Linked DNA regions of Homo sapiens: regions 1, 3 and 4 are each linked to region 2. Evidence: read pairs that join two places in POLR2A ChIA-PET (ENCODE). Cell type or tissue: CD4-positive, alpha-beta T cell. All regions are shown on one strand. Links, peaks and the distances in the headings refer to the core of each region. The heading gives the core; the rest is flanking DNA. Region 1 has its middle 72 kb from the start of EMB. Region 2 holds the start of EMB (embigin). Region 3 overlaps PARP8 (poly(ADP-ribose) polymerase family member 8). Region 4 overlaps PARP8 (poly(ADP-ribose) polymerase family member 8).

What was found. Peaks named below come from ENCODE experiments on the same cell type or tissue, not always from the same donor. Only the 100,000 strongest peaks of a DNase experiment are listed, where the experiment ranks them.
Region 1: POLR2A ChIA-PET joins it to region 2 with 14 read pairs; 9 of 35 experiments call an interaction of 5 or more read pairs at or near these places.
Region 3: POLR2A ChIA-PET joins it to region 2 with 18 read pairs; 9 of 35 experiments call an interaction of 5 or more read pairs at or near these places.
Region 4: POLR2A ChIA-PET joins it to region 2 with 12 read pairs; 8 of 35 experiments call an interaction of 5 or more read pairs at or near these places.

Annotation. Positions count from the first base shown.
Region 1 is chr5:50,510,440-50,516,025 of GRCh38, reverse strand. No RefSeq gene overlaps it. Among named protein-coding and RNA genes, the nearest start is that of EMB, 72 kb to the right of the region's middle. In CD4-positive, alpha-beta T cell, for the core only: a CTCF peak has its summit at 2,733; no DNase peak of the experiment used is centred there.
Region 2 is chr5:50,437,546-50,443,131 of GRCh38, reverse strand. EMB (embigin) reads left to right here and starts at 1,844. Exons shown (of 9, transcript NM_198449.3): 1 at 1,844-2,092. The coding sequence starts at 1,981. RefSeq lists silencers at 1,901-2,030, 2,111-2,300. In CD4-positive, alpha-beta T cell, for the core only: a CTCF peak has its summit at 2,342; DNase peaks (open chromatin) are centred at 1,761, 2,321 and 2,841; H3K4me3 peaks cover 2,998 bases; H3K27ac peaks cover 2,542 bases.
Region 3 is chr5:50,742,743-50,748,328 of GRCh38, reverse strand. The region is part of intron 2 of PARP8 (poly(ADP-ribose) polymerase family member 8); the gene reads right to left. Among named protein-coding and RNA genes, the nearest start is that of PARP8, 79 kb to the right of the region's middle. In CD4-positive, alpha-beta T cell, for the core only: no CTCF peak of the experiment used is centred there; a DNase peak (open chromatin) is centred at 3,378; H3K4me3 peaks cover 1,692 bases; H3K27ac peaks cover 2,737 bases.
Region 4 is chr5:50,748,712-50,754,297 of GRCh38, reverse strand. It overlaps PARP8 (poly(ADP-ribose) polymerase family member 8), which reads right to left. Exons shown (of 26, transcript NM_024615.4): 3 at 4,110-4,147. Among named protein-coding and RNA genes, the nearest start is that of PARP8, 85 kb to the right of the region's middle. In CD4-positive, alpha-beta T cell, for the core only: CTCF peaks have their summits at 2,837 and 3,038 (motif pointing right); a DNase peak (open chromatin) is centred at 3,067; H3K27ac peaks cover 686 bases.

The sequences.
Region 1 (5,586 bases), core at 900-4,899, 73 kb before region 2:
TTTCACAAAGGTGCCAAGAATATAAATTGAGGAAAAGACAGTCTCTTCAATAAATGATACTGGGAACACTAGATATCAATATGCTGAAGAATGAAGCTAGATCTCTATCTCTTGCCACATACAAAAATCAAATAAAAATGGATTAAATACTTAAATCTAAGACCTAAAAGCTATGAAACTCCCATGAGAAAACTTTGGGGAAACTCTCTAGGACGTTGGTTTGGGCAAAATTTCTTGAGTAATACCCCAAAGCACAGGCAATCAAAGTCAAAATGGACAAATGAGATCACATCAAGTTAAAAAGCTTCTGCACAGCAAAGGATACAATCAGCGAAGTGAAGAGCAACCCACAGAATGGGAAAAAATATTTGCAAACTGTCCATCTGATAAGAGATTAATAACCAGAATATGTAAGGATCTCTAACAACTCTATAAGAAAAGACTTAATAATCTGCTTAAAAAATAAGCAACAGATGGCTGGGCGTGGTGGCTCACGCCTGTAATCCCAGCACTTTGGGAGGCCTAGGTGGGCGGATCACCTGATGTTGGGAGTTTGAGACCAGCCTGACCAACATAGAGAAACCCCATCTCTACTAAAAATACAAAGGTAGAAACTCTTCAATAGATCTTAGAGGATCTTTTAATATCTGGCCTCAGATTTCATCCTTATTCTTGGATTTCTCCATCACTTTCTTCCCTGCCCCCACAACTCTAATCTCCAACTACACTGAATTACTTTTAGCTGCTTGAACCTGCTCATTCACTTGTGTTTGTGCATTCTTTTTCTTACTTCCCAGCATTTGCACATATTTCCCTCTAACTAAAACACTCTTTTCACTACTCTTTATCTGTCTCTCACTTATTCTGCAGCACTCACCTCAGATGTTATTTCCACTGGTAAATCTTAACTGACTCCTCAAGGCAAGTTATTTGAAGAATCCTATTTAAGACCCCAATGCAGTACTTACATACCATTTAATTTATAATTGGGTGCTCTACCATGCTGCCTTTTCTTACCAATAGTATCTTTTTGCTTATTTTATCTCTGGGACTTAGCACATTATCTTACTTATAAAAGGTACTAATAAAATGTGTTGGAATGCATTAATTTTTACATTTTCTTTTAGCTTTATTATTTTGAGAAGATTAGGCCACTTGCTTTTTCCTTTTTTCTTCTCTTTCTTCCACTTCCTTCTTTGAATTCTTGTAAAATCTCAAAATCTCTTCCTTTTTTTTTTTTGCCTTTGCTAGCTCTTCCATTCAATGGAATTAAAGGAAATTAAGTGTATCAAATAAATCTTAATAAGTAATAGAAATTTATCACAGTTATATTATGCATAAAGCATTTGAGATTTAAAACAGTTAATATGAATCGGTACCAAGATATTAATTTCTAATACCAGTGCCGTTGCTCAATAATAGCTGCTTATGTATCAGGTTTAGGTATATTCTTGAAAAGTCATTGTCGTCTATGCCTAGGGTGCCTCCAGCATCTCCTTTCTGAAGAGAGTAGGTAGGCTTTCCCTTTATTCCACTATTAGCTTTCTGATTCTAAGGTAGTGATTGCAATCTTACATCTTACATTTCTGACATCAGGAGAACATGTCTTCATTATTTCACTAACTCAGAAGGGGAAGGTAATAAAATTTTATTTATAGTAAGCATCTTTCTATACCAAGCTCAAGGAAAGACTACTTAGAGAAAGGTTTAGGGAGCATGAAATGAATGTTATCAGTCAAACCGAACAGACTTACACAGCCTGGGGGCTCTTTCCTCCTCTCATATTTATGATCCTATCCTGATCAAGGACAAAATAATGTATAGATACATTAAGTCGTTCAAGATCATATTTGAATACTTGATCCACTCACTAAATCTTATAGTTTATTACTCAATGTAGTCCTTCCTCAGTTCTTTCTGACTCAATTTCCTGATTTGTAAATGTAAACTTCAAGTCCTGATAATTCAGTTAATTTCTTACAGTTTAGTGAAGCTGTCTTCATTATATATCTATTTGATAAAGCTATATGGCCCAAGATGATATTTTAAAATTCTGTATAAAAATATATGTTGTAAAAGCACCACAAATCTGCTCTTAAGAATGGCAGTTAAATCTTTGCTATTATTTATATTCTGAGACTGGGAGAAAAGGGGAATGGGGAGGGGGGTTGGCAGTTGTTGTTTACACTAATTGACAATATCTGTCTTCACTATAAAGCAGTTAAGAACATTCCCCTTTATCTCTAAATTCAGAGTAAGTATAAGTACATTGGGAAAGAGACTGTGTTAAAAGAAATGGAAGGACGTAGCATATTTTCTGAGACAATGAATAGCTTAAGTAAGGATTATTATTATTATTTGATTAAAGTTTTCAATAGCTATGGATGCTAACATTCCATCTTTGGAACATTGTTATTTTTGGAGATAAATGTTTACTTTTCAGAAAGTAATATTTTTAATGTAAAAATACCTGATTACTTTTACAGGACTTAAAATGCGGTGGAATCTCATAGGTAACGTCAGGTGAAAGAAGAGCTCTTGTTTCTAGAGAAAGGGATTGTTTTAGGATGGAGGTGTCTTAGAGAAATGAATACAAATAGGCATTAAAGAGAAAGTTTCTTCTACAAGATTCAAACTATCCCTTACCAACTCCATGAGAAACAGTTACAAATTGTTTTCAGTCCTGCATATTAAAATAACTTGCACTTAATAGGAAAAAAGGAAAAAAGTGGGTCTTTATTTAACAAGAATTCCAAATAAAATCAAGCACAGAAATCATATTTGAAATTACCACTAGAGGGCAGAAAATAGGGGGAAAAGAATACACATAATAGTGGATTTCAGGAATCTGAATTTTTAAGTCCCTGGAACCTCTGAAGACAACTTTAATAATAACAATAGTTAACATTTATGAGGTGCCTACTATGTGCCAAGCACAGTTGTAGAAATTGTATAATATATAATATTAATTAAATTGATGAATACACACACACACACACACACTCACATATTTAATTTCACAACAATCCTATAGGTAGGTACTATCAGTATCTCCATTTTGTAGATGAGGAAACTGAGGTTAAATAATTAGTGCAAGGGTATGAGGTAAGTAAATCCCCAGTCTGCACACTTAATTCTTACTTCTTCCTATGGATGACAATCTCTTTTTTGTGTCATATTTTATTACAAAGTGTGTACAATCATTCTCTAACCCGTGAGAGGAAGCAAGAAGTTTCTTCTAGTATGATGAATTTCCTAGTTTGCTTTTACTGCATTGCCTGGCAAGCCAGGAATTTTGCGAACAGTCTCATATACACACCTTGGGAAACAGAAGTCTGAAAATGTATTTTATTGATGCTGCAAACTACTGTAAAGTTTTATGGACAATCTGAACTAATAAACAGGACCTGTGATGGTATCACTATTAACAATGTTAGGAAGAAGCTGAACTCAGAATGAGAGAGTAGCTGCATTAGCCAAACACTGAAGAGTTAATATCAGAAAGGAGCACTTCCGGTAGGCACTGGAAGACACTCGGTGTAGGGAGAGCAGAGACCCCAGCCTGTCAGCCAGCCACATGGCAGTGTTGGGAGGAGGGAGAAAATTAAACCAGAATGGTTAAGTCTTGATTGTTAAACCAGAGGCCCTCTGTATCCTGCTCCATTTGTAACCTCATCAGCTGCATACAAGCTAGGGCCTGGATTTTAACCCCTGCCCCTGAGGAGCCCACAGATTGTTCCAATGTTGTAAAAGAAAGGCAATAAACTAAAACCTAGTCAGCAGAATTAATGGACCACACAGATAAGGGTCTAAAATATGCATGGCCACAATTTTCAAGAAGATGCCATCTTATTTTCAAATAAAATTCAGACTTTCTTTTTAAGAAATTAGCCACTGTATTCAAAAATATATATGGAAGAATAAAGGTCTATGAATAGTTTATTTACATTTATTTAAAGAAAAGCAGCCAGGCGTGGTGGCTCACACCTGTAATCCCAGCACTTTGGGAGGCTGAGGCGGGTGGATCACCTGAGGTCAGGAGTTCGAGACCAGCCTGACTAATATGGTGAAATCCCATCTCTACTAAAAATACAAAAATTAGCTGGGCATAGTGGCGCGCACTTGTAATCCTAGCTACTTGGGAGGCTGAGGCAGGAGAATTGCTTGAACCTAGGAGGGGGAGGTTGCAGTGAGTCGAGATCGCACCATTGCACTCCACCCTGGGTGACAGAGTGAGACTCTGTCAAAAAAAAAAAAAAAAAAGAAAGAAAGAAAAGCAAGGAATGGGGACACATCTTGCTAGACATAATATAAAGTACAAAGTCATGATAATAATAATAATAATAATGAAACCAGTGTGGTATTCATCAAAGACAGAAAGAAAGATGACATAACAGAGAGCTCAGAAATAGACACAAACATGCAGTTATAAACGTGTGTGTTAATTTGATTTATAATAAAGTTGAACTATAAATGATTTGGGGAAACATAGATTGGTAGATAGCATTGGAATATTGAAAAAAATTAAGTAAAGGCCATATGCCACACATTAAATTAGTGAAAAGTAGAATTATTAAGAAGGAAAAAAAATCTTGAGAATATAAGTGTTACCTGGAGGTAATGGAAAATCATGTTGATTATGACCCTAAGAGGATGAACTAAAAAGGAAAGAAGGAAAGAAGGAAGGAAGGAAGGAAGGGAGGGAGGGAGGGAAGGAGGGAGGAAGGAAGGAGGGAGAGAAAAAAGAAATTATGGATTTGATTACATTACAATTAAAGGTTTATTTTAATGAAGAAATAGAGACAAAGTTAAACAGTTGTTGACTAATTCAGAAGAGATATTTACAATGTATAAAATAAATAAATATTCTAGATTGACATCTAGATTAGGGAAGGAATTCATGAAAATCAACATGGAAAAGACAGAAAATCCAGGTGGGAAGAAAAGGGCAAAGGAAAAAGTTTAAAACACTGACATTCCCAAAATTCAATATAATTTGCAGGGATATCCAGTAAGTCCTCACTTACTGTTGTCGGTGAGTTCTTGGAAACTGTGACTTTAGGCAAAATGACAAATATTGGAACCAATTTTACCATAAGCTAATTGATATAAACAGGAGTTAAGTTGCTATTTCTGGCATATTTCTGGACACAAAAACATCAACAAATTTCTAAATAAAGGCCCCGAACACTTCTTATAATTAAACATTGAAATAAACTTGACCTATACATACGTATAAGAAAGATGAATAGAAACAGGTAAAGTAATTATTTACTTAATTTTTGGTGAATCAGTGAGTTACAGCAGTCATAGCGGTCATGGGTTAAATCAAAGAATAAATGTTGCAAAGTGAAAGTCTTAATCAGGACATCCTAGCACTATGCAGCTCTAAAACAATCACAAATATGGCTCCATGAGGGCTTTTGTACCTCATTGTTTATTGTCGAGCATTTGTAGGATTATTGTATAGTTAACTAATTTTTATTTTAAAATAATTTGTATTCATTCATTCATTCATTCATTTATTCATTTATTTTTTAACTTGCATATTCCAATTCAGGGGCATGGGTGGCCAGAGTCTATCCC
Region 2 (5,586 bases), core at 560-4,559:
GATATGGAGCATTTGAAAAAGTGGAATGTACATAAGGCTGGAAATATCAAATATCTAAATATAGAACAGGAACAGTGATGAAAAGACTTTCAAAATGCTTAGCAAAATGAGAATTATATTTCTTTCTCAACTCTTTTGTTCCAACAGCAAAAGCAACAGTGGGGATCAGCATCAACTTGGGTAAGTAAGTTTTTCTGGTCATAAATAGGCTGATTCAACTGAAAAAAATGTTTCTTTAAGAAGGGTGAATTTGTGTCTAAGGATTTTATGAGACTAACTGGGAAAAGTCAGTCAGAGTTTAGTTTGAGGTGAGAAGTGCTTACTGTTGACACTCTACCTAATTATAGGGAAATGTGTGCAGTTAGTCCTGAGACCAGATGCAGGGTTGAAAGAAAGAGGTGTGATGTAGCAGCCATTGATTAGGCAATTTGGGTTTAGCAAGCCCAGTCAATGCCCTCAGAGGGTCAACAGTGTATAAGATTTAGTCCTTGAAGGCATCTTTTAAAGTTTCATTCAGAAGATTTTAATAATTTTGACCATAATTTTCTGAGAAGAGGCTTTTCTGAGATTTGTCATTCACAGATAAACAGTTGTCTAATTTGTGTGTGTGTGTGTGTACATGTGTGCATGCGTGCATTTGTGCATGTGTGCCTATCTAGCCTCTTTTGAACACAATGGTAGATTGGCACCTGGTAGATAATATTGTTGAATGAATTGTATTATTCATATTATCTCACTGCCAATTTGAAGAATCTACATTCTGTTTCCAAAGTTTTGTGCATATAATACTAAACCAGAAACAGACGTGTTTTAGTAATACGTACCAATTACAAATTAACCATTCCTGCCTGGAATAAACACAGGTTTTGTTAAATAGCTCAATTTTCAAAATTTGTCTCATGTTATTTCCAATCCTTTTTTTTTTAACGCCGATATATTTTGAATTTACGAATGTGAAAGCTGAACTTCAAAAAAATAAAGGGAGAGGAAACAAAGCTCGTGAAAAATTTTAAAAATATCTTTTAATGCGTTATAACATCCTGGAGAGAAATCAAATCAATGTGTTTCAATGTTACAATATAGATTTCTCCTCCCCTCCCGGATAAAGCACTAATTTATTTAATTTGGTTCAGAGCACTGAATATTCCAAGCTACAGCCTTGTGGGTAAGAGCATTATCTTAAAGAGTGTTCGGATTTAACAAAGGTCAATGTCTTGTGCAGTTTACATAGTATCTACTCTCAGTAGCTTTTGCTTCTTGAGCTCTAGGTGGCTCCTCAGAAGCTGTTAGGCTTAACAAACAAAAATAAAGTAAAATCAGACACGGTATGGGGCCTTGGGACTCTAAAACCTTCATCCGGAGAAAATCAGTTAAGCCTTCAGAGACTAGAAGAGAGAATGTGTGTGATTGGTAGGCAAAGCAAAGAAAGATTAACACAAGTTGTCTGGCAGCTGGATAAAACCTTACACCTGCGCAAAAATAAGCCTCCCTCGTAAGAAAGCCCAAAGATGTCCGGGGTCCGGGAGGAGAAAAGTGTTTCTCATCTGTCCCATCAAAGCAAATTAGTGAAACCTGCCTCAGGTGAAGTGCAAAGGCCAGTCTGTAGGCAGAGTTTCGACCTCTCCCCACGAGATTGGCTAGACATCACCTGCCCAAGCTCTCTCCCGACCTGCTAGAGCCGAGAGGGCGGAGGCCGGAGAGGCTGCAGCCGGGAAGTAGCACCGCCACCGCACATCCGGGAACGCCAGCAGCCGGCTGAGGGCTGCATAACTGATGGAGGGCCGGGCGCGGTAAGAGCGTCTCGGGGGAGTGGGGCAAGGCGGCCGGGCCCCTCCCATTCCGCCTTTTCTTCAGCGTCCTACCCGCGGCACTGGCTGCGAGCGCCGGGCCACCTGCGAGTGTGCGCAGGGACTCTGGACACCCGCGGCGGCGAGCTGAGGGAGCAGTCTCCACGAGGACCCAGGCGGACCCTCTGGCGCCATGCGCGCCCTCCCCGGCCTGCTGGAGGCCAGGGCGCGTACGCCCCGGCTGCTCCTCCTCCAGTGCCTTCTCGCTGCCGCGCGCCCAAGCTCGGCGGACGGCAGTGCCCCAGGTGTGATGGGTACAGGGTCCAGGGTAGGGAGGGCGGAGGGCGCGCGAGGCTCGGGTCCCCGCGGGCAGAGGGCATCGCCGGCGCGCCGGGCAAGGGTGGCGGGGAGAGGCGCGGGGATGCTGGTAAGGGCGGGTGGGAGAGTCGGCGGCGGCCTCCCATTAGCTACGTTTGTGTCACCTAAGCTGAACCCTGAAACTGCTGCGGCTCGCGTTCCTGCGCTCTTTGGGGCGAGTCTTGAACGAACAGCGCCCCGCGAGTCGGGCGCGTAGGTAACAGGGCAGAGTCTGGTTTTTCCTAGGAAGAAGGCAGTGGGGTGTGTGGGTGGTTGCAGGGACCAGCTAGCGACTTGGCTTGGGCAAATATGGCATGAATTTTGAAAGCCACATTTCCCCAAGGCCTACTCCCTTTTCTTGATTCGAGAGTAAGGCTCGAGTATCACCTCCTTCCCTCCTCTTGGCAGGTGGGTTGGCTTTGAGGATTTTTTTTTTTTTTTTTTTTTTTTTTTTGAGACGGAGTTTTACTCTTGTTGCCCAGGCTGGAGTGCAATGGCGTGATCTCGGCTCACCGCAACCTCCTCCTCCCGGGTTCAAGCGATTCTCCTCTGTCAGCCTCCAGAGTAGCTGGGATTACAGGCATGCGCCACCACGCCGGGCTAATTTTATATTTTTAGTAGAGACTGGGCTTCTCCACATTGGTCAGTCTGGTCTCGAACTCCCAACCTGAGGTGATCCGCCCGCTTCGGCCTCCCAAAGTGCTGGGATTACAGGCGTGAGCCACCTCACCTTGCCGAGGATGTTTTTTTAGAGCTGAGTAGGGGAAAAAACATCATAACCAACTAGCCAACCAAAGATCCACAACTTACAGGATAACGTGTGTGTATCTTCATTTTACACCGTGGTCTTTGAAAACAAAATGTGTGTGTGCATGTGTGTGTGTGTATGTGTGAGATTTTTGCTTGTTGTTTTATTGTTTAAGACACTTTGACAGAGGGATTACGTGCAAAACATTAACAAAGCCAACACGAAAGTTGCCATTCTACCTTCACCTGTTTATAATTACTTTTCATATTGAAAGGATTCCATCCAACCTATTGCAAGTTTCTGTGTCATAAATGTTACCAGCCAGTAAGGGTAATAAAAGACCACCTCTCAAGCTGGTAAATATTGGCCACCAGTAACTAAAATTGGGACATTATTCTGCAAAAAGTTTTCAAACTCTCATGGGAATTTATTTTCATGGGCTTGTAAGATGTGGAATTTTTGTAACACACCATAGAGAAGGAAGGATAATCAAAAGGTAAGACTATTAATTTTTATAAATGCCTTTTAAAACGTCTAGTTGTTAACAACTTGGACAGAACATCGTGGGTTCCTTCGCAGATTTCCTTGTGCCACATCTCTTTTCCATAATACCACTTATAAAGAATTGTCCAGGCCTGTAATCCCAGCACTTTTGGGCGCTGAGGTGGGAGGATGGCTGGAATCCAGGAGTTCAAGACCACCCCGGGCAACATAGCAAGGTCCCTTCTTTATTAAAAAAAAAAAAAAAAAAATTAAAAGTGCGGTTGTGGTGATGTACACCAGTAGTCCCAGGTGCTTGGGATGCCAAGGCAGAAAGATTGCTTCAGTCCAAAGTTTGAGGCTGCAGTGAGCTATGATGGTGATGGTGCCACTAAGCTCCAGCCTGGGTGACAGTGCAAAACTGTCTCAAAAAAAAAGAAAGAAAAAGAAACAGAATTGTCCAGGACATTTTTCCCCCTTCTGGGTATCTCCAATTCTTCTATCCCTGGTTCACCTCAGAGTATTGCAGTTCTGAGAACCAGTGCATTCTGGATTCATTGTAGAACTTTGATTCTCTACTTGACTGTATGTCAGAATCACCAGAGAGCTTGAAAAATCCTGATACCTGGATCTTTTCCCGCAAAACTCTGGTTCATTTGGCTTGGGATTCAGTGTGGGCATTAAGGAGTTTCATCAGCTCTCCATGTAGCTTTAAATGTGATTTTAAGCTGGTTAAAAACCACAGCTTTAAAATGATATGGCCTAGACAGTGCACTGTTAGGTAAATACTTATTCCATAGGCGTCAGGGTTAAGTTGATATGCAGAGAAGATCTCTAAAGGAAAAAAAAAAAAAAAGGTAGGAAACAAATGAAAGTGGAATAAATGAAGGTGTAAATCAATAAGATGAATGGGGGAGGGGATGTCACTCTATGTATATGGTATAAGTTCTGCTCTTTTAGCTCCACGTAAGCTAAAATTGTGGAATAATGTACAAGACAAAAGTTATGAAGTTAGCATCGAATTTAAGCCAGAATTAAAAATTGTCAGGCACTCTCAGCTTGTTTTCTAGATTCGGTATTGATCTCTGGGAAATTCATTTTTCTCTTTGCCAAAGGATATTGTGAGGTTTACTGGATATTTTTGACCTAGATGTATAGGCCTACATACTTAGACACAGGTTGTCTGTTAACCTAAGACTTTGAGTCAAATTTTAATAATAAGAATAGTTATAAATGTATAGCCCTATGAGTTAGCATTTTTTTAGTTCCAGCTGAAAAAAGAAAAAAGAATTGTCTAGAACATTTTTCTCCTTTCTGGGTATCCCTAATTCTTCTATCCCTGATTCACCTTTCAAAATTCATCTCAGAGTATTGCAGTTCTGAGAACCTCTGCACTCCTGGGGAATTCTCACTCTGTCGCTCAGGCTGGAGGGCAGAGGCACATTCACGGCTCACTGCAGCCTTGACCTTCTGGGCTCAAGATGAAGAAATTGGGGCTTGGCTTATGTAATTGCCCAAGTAATTGCTTAATTGCCCAAGTAATTACACATACTTAGTTAAGCAGCAGAGCAGGAAATTTGGCATTGGTCCATCCAGTGCCTGTTTTCCTAAACACAGTGCTTAAACACAATATCCAGTTGTCTCTCCGAGCTAATTGGAAATGTCTATGAAAGTTCAGAACTACTGACAGCATAGCCTATGCATCTAAATGTCTGATTTGCACTGAATGACATGCTGACACAGTTTGAGTCCTGGAATAAAATTAGGTACAGGGACTGTTTTAAGGTTTTTTGATTAAATAAGACATATAATATATCTTTGTAAAGGATATATCAGTGGGAGTATTTAAATATCATTATTATTACTATTACATGACACAAATTGGAGAAATGGGTCATGTTTATCTTTTGAAAAATGTTTGCAGTAGAATCATTTAAAATGATCCTTTTAACTTCCAGAGGACGTGGCTTTTGCATTCCCTTTATGAACCCCCTTCCCTACTAACCTCTCACCCCAAACACAGCAGCTTTCTAGTAATAAATATTTTTGAAGCAAATACTATTCAAGCACCCACATATGTCTGACATTGTTAGTCCATATCTCAGTAGAACATGCTGGCAGTTTTTACCTTTAAGGACATTTAAAGGGGTTCCCACTGGACAAATCTGGGACAAATTGAGCATCAAATAAATAATGATATTAGTGGATTGCAAC
Region 3 (5,586 bases), core at 901-4,900, 300 kb before region 2:
TGCAAGGTCCTTGCATATTATGTAAAATGAAGTTGCAAAATCCTTACATATGATGTAAAATGATATATTAACCCTAAATAATAACTATCAGAAAAGGAAATATCCCTATAGCATGTACACACACACACACACACAAACTGCTTAAAAAGCTAATAGATAAATTACACAATAATTCTAAAAATCATTTTGGATCATTTAATCCAAAAGAAAGCAGGAAAGGAGGAACAAAAAACAGAAGGAACAAATAGAAAACAAAAAGTAAATAGAGCCTGAATCTAATCATATCAATAACTTCATTGAATGTTAATGGAACAAGACACACTGAATAAAAGGAAAAGATTACCAGAATGGATAAAAAAGCAAGGTCTATACTAAAAATACAAAAAAAATTAGCCGGGCGCGGTGGCAGGCGCCTGTAGTCCCAGCTATTCGGGAGGCTGGGGCAGGAGAATGGCGTGAACCCGGGAGGCGGAGCTTGAAGTGAGCCGAGATCGCGCCACTGCACTCTAGCCTGGGCGACAGAGCGAGACTCCGTCTCAAAAAAAAAAAAAAAAAAAAAAAAAAAAAGCAAGGTCTATCCTATCTTTGAGAGATCCATATTAAATATAGAGACACATATAGATTTAAGTAAAGAATGGAAAAGATACACCATGCAAACAATAAGCATCAGAAGACTGAGGACTAAAGATATAAAGAGATCATTCGTAATGATAAACGTGTCAGTTCGTCAGGAAGAAGTCATACCAATCATAAATGTGTATGTACCTAATAACAAAGCCTCATAATATATGAAGCAAAACCTGACAGAAATAGAGGAAAAATGAACAACTCAACAATCATAATTTGAGTAATTAATGGAACCAGACCAAAAAGAAAAAAAAATTAAAAACACAGAATATTTGAAACTGATTTTCATAGAACACTACAACTGCAGAATATCAAGATAGATCATATACTGAGCTATAACACAAATCTCAATAAATTTGAATGAATGGATGAACATGAGTCAGCATAGCTTATACCCTGGGTTCCCTGGCTCATCTTGCCCTTATGACATTTGAGTCTTAAGTCCTTGAAAAGAGTTCCCAACTCCACCAGTCAAATCCCTGGCATGCTGCTCAGTACTTGGAAAGAGATTAGGAAGAGACAAAAAAAAAAAAAAAAACAAAACAAACAAACAAAAAAAACCATAACTGAATAAGTAGATGAGTAGAAAAGAAGTATGATTAGTAAACAGACCAAGTTTGATACATTTTTATTTCATAAAGCAAATTTTTTCCATTTAAAAAAAATTTTTTTTAGAGATGAGGTCTTGCTCTGTTGCCCAGGCTGGAGTACAATGGCATAATCATAGCTCACTGTAACCTCAAACTCCTGGGGTCAAGCAACTGCCCCCTGCAGCCTCCTGGGTAGATTGGACTACAGATTTGCACCACCACATACAGCTAATTTATTTTATTTTTGATAGAGACAGGGGTCTTGTTATATTGCCCAGGCTGATCTCAAACATCTGGCCTCAAGTGATCTTCCTGCCTCAGCCTTCTAAAGCACTGGGATTAAAACCATTAATCCCAGTTTTAATTCAAGGAACACTTTTTGGTAACCTGGTATGAGCCAAACATTGTGTTAATGCCAAATAAGATTTAAACAGAAAAAAATATATATATCAGAGGTAACACCTTTGGATGGTTAATTTAGAGGGAACCAGAGAATATGATACATAAATATGACAGACAAAGGAACTTGAACATTTTAAAGCACAGTAGTATTTTTTTTTACTTTTTATATAATATAGACTCACATAAAGTTGAAAAGACTGTACAAAAGTGTCATGTATATTACCCAGTTTCCTCCATTGCTTACATGTTATGTACCTACAGTAGAATATCAAATCCTGGAAACTGACATTAGTGCAAAGTTTGAGTATAGTTCTATGTTACTTTATCACATGTGCATCACATACCCATTATAGCAAACAAAATACAGAACTATTTGATCACACAAAAATTTCCCTTGTGCTACCTTTTTTAGAGACATATCCATCTCCCTTCACCCAAGCATCCTTAAGCCCAACAGCCACTAATCAGTTCCCTAGCTCTAAATTTTTTATCATTTCAAGAATAATACATAAATGGAATCAGAGATTATGAAGCATAACAGTATTTCCAGGCAGATTAGTATTTTGAACAATATACTCTGATAGCTAATATTTAGGATAGATTGAAGAAAAGAGAGATCAGATTAAGAAGCTATCATAGTAGTAAAATATGAGCACATATCAGTGAAAAGGTATGTATTGGGAATAAGAATGCAGGAACAAATGGCAGATGTTGGACCTCAGCCAATAGAGCAGCTTTGGAAATCATGGCCCTGAATCAACATGCCAAACATTAGAAGATAAAATATCCATGACAATGGTGCCCCAAAACAAGCTGGGGGGAAATGTACACTATGACCCCATATGAATTCATTTTCCCGTGATCCATTCCTTTATACTGTCGAATGGTACTATGTAGAAATAAAACTGATGATCAAGGCACCCTTCTGATCTGGCAGTGCTATGTGACAGAAGCTTGGCAATGCCAGAGATTATACTCAGTACTAAGCTGAATTAATTCCCAACAGCCTACCATCTCAACCAATGGCAATTGCTTCATTTTTCATCTAAATCAATGTCTGAATCCAAAATGAGGCCTTAATTCATTCCTTTGTCTACCTCCAGTTAGAGGGCCTGTTGTAGTTCAAGACAGACAAATAGGAGTCCAATGCAGCTTTGAGGCTTACTAGCTGGGAGGCATAAGAAAAGTTGGTTAAACACTCACAGACTCAATCTCTATTTAGTAAAATGGAAGAATCCATACCTACCTTAAGAGCCTGCTGTGATGATTTAATGGCTTAACAGGTGCAAGGACCCCAGGACAATGCCAGACACATAACAGCAGGTGCTGAGTAATTTTAGTCAGCTTCCAATACAAGCAATTAAAATTTATAGGAGTGAAATTTACATGAATGAATGTTCTCTGGAAAACTCAATTTGCTAAAAAGTACAATATATTACATTTATCTGAGACCCAAACCAACACTGATTATTTTATTTTATGGTCGTATTGTCCTCATGATATTAGGAGACATTCCCATGTTCGTGAACGTACCTAATTTTTCAAATAGAAAATAGCAAACAGAAATCCTGCAAAATGATTCATCAGCCCCTTGTGCGACAGCATTTTCTCAGTGGTATACCAGAAGGAAAATCACCAGGACTGTAAAATCCTAATCAGTTTCACTTTGTGACTTGCAGAGTTCTAAGGGAAACAATCTAGTACAAACAGACATGGATGATTGGCTCAAGGATCTAATGAGTAGTACCAAAAAAACGTGGAAAGAACAAAGCTTAAGTAGATTGCAGAGTACTGTTAGTATGTGCTGTACATAATAAATGCCATGTAGCAGGCAGAAAATATTGTCAAGAAGCATAAGTGAAAGTGAAAGAAGGTGGACATGAGAAGAAAGCAAAATCTAGAGCAAGTTCTGAATTCCTTTTAAAAGTCATACTCATCTTTTGTCCTCACATCCCTGGAGCAAGCTCTGAATTCCTATTCAGAGAAAAAAAAAAGCCTTCAGAATTTTGGGATATGCTGACTTACAATTAATTACATTGAGGTGCTTTGCCAGAAACTCAGGTCAGTCAAATATGTGTTTGGTATATATTATATGAACAGTGTGATGCATGGTTCTTAAAGTCACAACTTTGAAACCAGAATCTAAAAATTATTTTATTGCACCTCAATAATTTTCTAACAAAATGGTTACTTTCACCTCTTTTTCCTCTGAAAGCATCTGGCCCAACCAAAGACATCTCCCAATAGCCAACAACTTCTAAAGGAGTTCCCAAAGCAGCTGTCAGTTGCTCCATATCTACCTAATCCTGTATTCTGTTCATATATTTGTTTACTCCTATAACTGGAACCATTTAATAAGGTCATTCTTGTATCTACACTTCCCAATCACTCCATTACCATCCTTTTCCTTCTGAAATGTCTGCAATGAGCTAAGAACAGATAGAGTCTGGTCTGAACTCCCAAGTTCATGGATCTAAGGAGAGTCTTTCAAAAGTAGTGGAAGATGGTAGCTCTATGTAATAAAGATTGGAATTTAGGCTTGAAGATGAAAGAATCTTAGACTTAAAAGAGTTTTTCGATGCACCAATTCATTATCTGATTTTACAAGCAGGGCCCATAACTGCCATCTGTAACGTCAAACTCCTGGATCCTCAGTTCATGCTTTTTCAACAACACCCAGAGGTTTTGACAGAACAAGTAAAAACCAGTATTTTATTGCACATTACCTTTTTACTTACCTGCTAATATTTAAAACAATTTCTCCAATAAACTACATCCTCGTATCTTTTATCCCTCCCAGTTAGATCCCACTTTAAGAATTTAAATAAGAAAAAGCAAAAGGCAGAAACAAAAAATTGCACATGACAAACAATCCTCTACCCTAGCGAAGATGCTTAGGAGTACAGATCTCAATTTTATTTAATCAATTAATTTTTAATTTTATTTATTTATTTATTTATTTATGTTTTGGAGACAAGGTTTCACTTTGTCACCTAGGCTGGAATGCAATGGCCTCAAGCCTCCCAAACCTCTGGGATTACAGATTTGAGCCATCGTGCCTGGTTAGGTCTCAGTCTTTGTTCACTTGCAAGTCAGCAGTTGAAACCTGAGACCACATCTCACCCCCAGACACACTGGAGCTTTCTAGAAGAAAATTCACTCCAGCACTTATTAATTCTGTCTTCTTTACTCTTCAAGTGCTGCAGAGTGAAAGAGATGCTGTCCCACTACCCACCTCCAGACCCAACTCTAGTGTCTCAAGCTAGAAGGTAATTTGGGGCATACTAGAAGCTCACCTTTGCTACTTTAATGCCATTCAGTTCCCAAAACATTCACTTTCATGTTCATCATCATTTCACCCTCTAAAAACATTTTCAAATTGTGCAGGTCAATCAGCTACAGCATCCTCATTCTTCACCACTATGAGCTACAATCTTTTTGTCATTTATCCAGGGTTGGGGAGCTCTAGGACCTTCTTTTCCTCTTTACCAAAAATCTTGACATCACTCCCATCCATTTGGACAACGTTAAGCTGCACGTAGTTCCATGGCCTCGTTTTCCCTACCACTAGCTCACCAAATCTCCAAATGGCTATACCTTGAAGCTTGATTTGGAGTGAATGGCTCCCCTTCTAAAATCTCAAACCCCCATGTCCCACTTTCTAACCACAATTTTATAATTTTCCCAGCTCTCACTCCTTTCCTCTTACTTCTAACATCCTTAAACAATGCATTCACTCTGTGTCTTTACCAGTCCCTCTGAGCTTCATTTTCATCTTCCCATGATTTTAGATACCTAACTGCTCTCTCCACAGCATCTTCGACTCCTTCAATGTGCAGCGCCTACCTTGCCCCTGCAGACTACCTGATCCTACCAGCTCCAAACTGCAGATTAGGTCATATTTGCCATGCTCAGCTCCTGGACCTGGGCTCTGAATGCTGCTGGAAAGGACAATGAAACTAAGGGG
Region 4 (5,586 bases), core at 579-4,578, 310 kb before region 2:
TAAATGATGAGTTAATGGGTGCAGCACACCAACATGGCACATGTATACATATGTAACAAACCTGCACGTTGTGCACATGTACCCTAGAACTTAAAGTATAATAAAATATATATATATGTGTGTGTGTGTGTGTGTGTGTGTGTGTGTATATATATATATATATATATATATATATATATATGAATGTTTTCAAACTCAAATTCCTTCACTGGAATTCTCCATCTTGACTTCTAAGCTCTTTTTTTTTTTTCTGAAAACCTCTGGGGACAGTTAGATTTTTAATGTGTATGTTTTATAGAGGACCTACAGATCTTTGTTAAGGCTGTTAACAGCAAGATATTTTCTCTTCACTTCTCTAACACTATGCAAAGCATTACCAGAACTTTCATGAACACTTGAGACTTGGGGAGAGATGAATAGAACTGTGCAAAAGTATTTCTTAAACTGTTGCTTTTATTCTGCTCCAAATACAGCACCATTTAAGTCAAGTCATTCCATCCCTCACTGATGTAACTTAAGATAAATAATAATTATAACTCTAAAAAAATTATATTGATTTCATGTTACATTCTGGATATTTTTGCTGAATTTTCTACATAATTTCACCTCATCCCCTATAGCAGTCAATTATTATCCCTATTTTAAATACTAGGAAACTAAGGCTCAGAGAAATTAAATACTATTAATTAACTAACTATACACTAGTAAGTGGTAAAACTTGAATCTGCCTGAATCCAAAAATCAATGATTTGTCACTATACCATGTCCTTTTTCAAATATGGAAAGTATTGTCACTAAAAAGTTGCAATGTCTTATAAAATATAAATGTTTATTAGGTATAAAAACAATTATATTTTTGGGGCTATAATTTGATATAGACTGTATAGTATTCTAATTCTCACTTAAGAGGTTTATTCACAGGCTATACCTAATGCTCAAGTATATCATGTAGGTCAAGACTCTTTAGACTCACAGGTGCCAGAGGATCCAGAAAGTATCCCTTCATTCCTCTACTAGGGATAAGAGAGTCCACTCCCAACAGTAGGTAAGCCTTTCTAATTAAAAGTGGAAAGAGAAAATTAAAGAACTCTGCCATTATAGTAGAGCCAACCTGTGACTTGTAATATACACAACTATTGTGTAATTCATTCTCTGACATTAAAAAAAAAACTGTCTTCAAAATAAAATCTACAAAGAAGTACAAGTAAATCACAAGGCCTCTCTATTTCTTCACTTAATCATGAACAGTCAACATATCATTTAGTATTTCATTTATATACATGCTATTATATATGCTGACTCAACAAAGGCCCTCTAAATTTTCATTTCACTAAAAGTATGAAATAAATTTCAATAGATGGTACAAGTTAATTAATAGATCACAATTATAAAAGGACAAATCTGTTCCTAGGGACATAAGCTAGAATGATGTAATCTTGACTTTGGAGGATAATACTGATATATTTTCATAGAGCAAAGAAAATTTCATATGTTCAAACTTAGATGATTACTTAATAACTGATCCAAATAATCCAGGAAAAGTAGGCAGAGGGGAAGCCTAAGGTATATTATTAGAAAGAATTCATAAATGTAGTATCAAGATTACTGCATTTAGAAATTGAATGCAACATTAAAGAGAGCTATTTGTTTGAAAGAATCTTTTAAATGGCTAAACTATTTGGAAGACAAACCAACGGACGGAAGAACAAGAACAAATATGAACAATAAAAATGGGCCAGGAGAAATAACCAGAGACATGGAAGAATTTTACAATTACGGACCAAATACTATACTTTTGCTAAAAAGTTTGGACATTTCACCAACATAGAAACTTTCAGTAAGAAGACATATTTTAAAATGACTAAGAAACAGAAAAACAGAAGAGATAATAATCATGGCAGAAAAATAAGACAACTGACCCAGAACCATCCCTAAAAAGCTCAGACAGATTTGTTTGCAAGTTCTAGCAAATGCTCAAAGAGTTGTTTAATTCATTCAGCAACTTAAGGTCTTTAATGCTAAAGTATATGACAAAACACATAATTCTCATAGCTCAACATTGAGTTATTTGCTAATACAATTTGTTACTTTATTGTTTAAAGGAAAAAGTAGATATGACACCTCAACAGATGCCAAACAATAGTTTGATAAAGATTTAATATTCATTTTTTTTAAAAAAAAGCTTGGTAAATGAGAAAAAGAGTAATTTCCTTTCTGAAAACAACTGGAAGCATGCTCACTAATTTTGAAAAAAGGGACAAAGCTGCCAACTTTCATATCTATTATTAAAAATTATTCCAGTGCCAACAAGAACAGGTATAAATGTTGGAAAGGAAGAACAAACACGTAAGTTATAAAACAAGATGTCTACCTAAAAAGTCAAGCATATTAACCAACAACTCTTAGTACAAATAAATGTGGATTAAAATTTAATAATGGGGAAAACATTATCATATTAATTTCACTGTGAAGAAAGCTCCATAAAAATACTAACACTACTTCCCCAGAGGCAACGGGAATCAGAACTGAATTACAGACTTGATTTTATCACCAAACTACATGTTTTGGGAAAATGTTATTTAATACTTACCATCTCTCAGCACACTTCTCTAAGTATGAATTTATATTATAAACTGCCCTGTTCTGCCTTTCCTACAGACCGGCATTGAGAATCAAATGAAATTATGTATGTGCAAATACTTGGTATACTGCGCACTGGACAGTGTATTTTGATATACTGGTTACATCAGCCAACTGAAAATTCTGCCCCGGTATTTAAACCAGAATGCACTAATCTCCGTCTTCTGTGATCATATTTTATTGCAGCATAACAACCTACTTTCACCAAACAGATTAAATATATATACTTACACTCCTTCCTTTTGGAAATTAAGTTATATTGAAAATTCATTGCAAACTTGCTCCAGTTAGAGAATTCAGTAAAAAGAGCACAAATGATAATCAATACTTTTTTTAGAATTTCAATGTTTGTATATTGGCATTTCCAGGTGGGGCTCCCGTAAAGTGTGAAAAAGCCCAAGTAATACCTCTTGGCCACAAGAGGGAGCTAAACACTTGGCCCACTTGGTTTACTAAAGGCATCTTCTACCATACATCCTGTGCTACAGATTAATTCACTTAGTGTCTTCAACCTGGGCTTTAATTTGTACTATTATTTCTATTACCTTGACTTAAAGTCCTGTACTTCTCATGGCTGACATCTCTATGATCTGACTCAGATGAGAAGCACATTAATTTTTGTATTTACAATAAATAGTGGGGCTTTTATTTCATAACATACTTGGCAAACATAGCATCAAAAACATGCTACACTATCAGACAGGGCTGACTGCATAACCATCTATAAAAAGTATTTTTCTTATAAATACTTCTTGTATTGGTTCTTCCAGTAAAATTTCTCTAGAACACTTTTTGTATTACTATTAAAAATAGGCATAGCCTTAATGAATAACTTCATTGTATAACTGTACAATAGTTTTATAGAATACTATTCTTAAAACATATGGAGAGCATAGCAAAATAATTGTAAGGAAGTTTGTGATTTAAGAAAGTATTTTCAAATGTAACGATCTTATAAAATGGTTAAATGCTTAATGCAAACTGCCGCAGAAAATACTTAAATGCTAAACAAGTAAGTTTTACATTATCTCCATACCAAACTATGAACTAATTACTATTTTTTAATACTAAAAAGAAAAAATAGATACACACACACACTTAGAAAACTGACTGAAACAAATAAATGTTACCTATTATTTTTACATTATGAAAGGCCAAATGATGTTCAAAACTAACAATTAGACCATTGATCTCTTTATTTTAATTGTAATGATGTAAATGCACAGGCTGGAACTATCATAGGGATCTTTAAAGAACTTTTCATTGGGAAATTATTTTGATTCTGCACTGTGTCTCAGAGTAAGACATGTACTTTGCAGGCAGTAAGCAGAATTCTTCTATAGCTTTAAGGCTTCCTCTACCAGTGTTTCACCCCTCAATATATTTATATGCGTTTTACATCTCCAGAAGAAAAAAATATTCAAAGGAACCCTGATACGAATATCTGTAATAAAACAAGAAAAGCATACCTGGGTAATCTTCAGATACATGTACTGAGTAGGATACACTGTTAAAACAAACAAACAAAAAAGGCTCAAGTTATTGCTAAGGTAGACAGGCTTTTATAAAAAAAAGACAAACCAAACCCATGTTACCCATTCAGTTATAAAGATGTAAGTATAAACAGGAAACTTCCAAAACAGATTAGAAAACCACTTTTATATCCGCCATAAGAAACACAGGTTTTTAAAATATACTTTCCATTAGTCTAAATGGGTCTTAGTCTAACAGTTTTGAAATATCTTTCTCCCAACAGGGATATTTCTTTTAGTATAGACAGGTCTTTTATTTCAACAAGGTCTATTTTTCCTATTATATGATCATTTGTTTTCTTTGCTCAGATTTCATCAAATCATCTTTTCTTACCAAAAAAGTATTTCTCTTATTTAGTACAGCACCCAAGAATTTAAACATTTTAATAGTTTCCCCAAAATATGAAGTACTTTTGATAATGTTGGTTTTTTTCTAAAAGAATTAACAAAATATAATGGAAGTATAAGTAATATTATCAATCTTTCATCATGCACGCACACACACGTATATATAAATAAACTTTATTCTATTTTCATAAGGATTGAGTTGTTTCAAAATAATTTTTAAATTATATTTTAACAATTGCACAACTCACTTCTCAGTAACCCTGCTGCCTCTATGTACTTACCTCATATGACATACGAAAATTGAACATATTTATCTGTTCATTTTTTATCTCTGTCAACTAGATAGCAAGCCCCATGAGGTTAAGATCTACGTCTATTTATATTTGCAGTGTCATCATTTACTTTGGTGCATGACACACAGCACATGTTTAACATTAGCTATCTGACTGCATCAGTGAAGCTGCCACCTGCCACAGAAAAGTCAAATTTTAGTTTGTGTTCAGCCAATTATCTGCCTGTTAAGACAAAAAAAACTAATTCTCTTTAAAGGAACATATAGAAGACAGAATCTACTCAAAGCATCATTCACAGGGTGAATCCAATATAATCAGAAATCACTTAATATATGTACAAACAGAAAAATGTAACCTATTTTCAAGAGAAAAGAAGATCCAAGTGTTGGGATTAGCCCACCATAATGTTAAAACAGTTATCATAAGTATACTTAAGGATGTAAAGGAAAAACCAATCTGAAGAAGACAGAAACAAACAAAAACAGACTATCAGTGACTTATGGGGCACTAGCAAAAGAGCAAACATTTGTATATTAGAGTTTTAGAAGGCTGAAGAAAGAAAGAATAATGCAGAAAATATCAAGAAGAGCTAAAAATTTCCCAATTTGAGTGAAAGACAAAGATGTGTTGAATAAAGAAGCTCAGAAAATCTGAAACAGGAAAGCACAAAGCAAATTACACCTAGGTACATGCAGTCAAACTGCTGAAAACCAAATGTAAGGAAACATTCTAAAAGAAGTCAGAGAAAAATAAAACGACATATTACACACAAG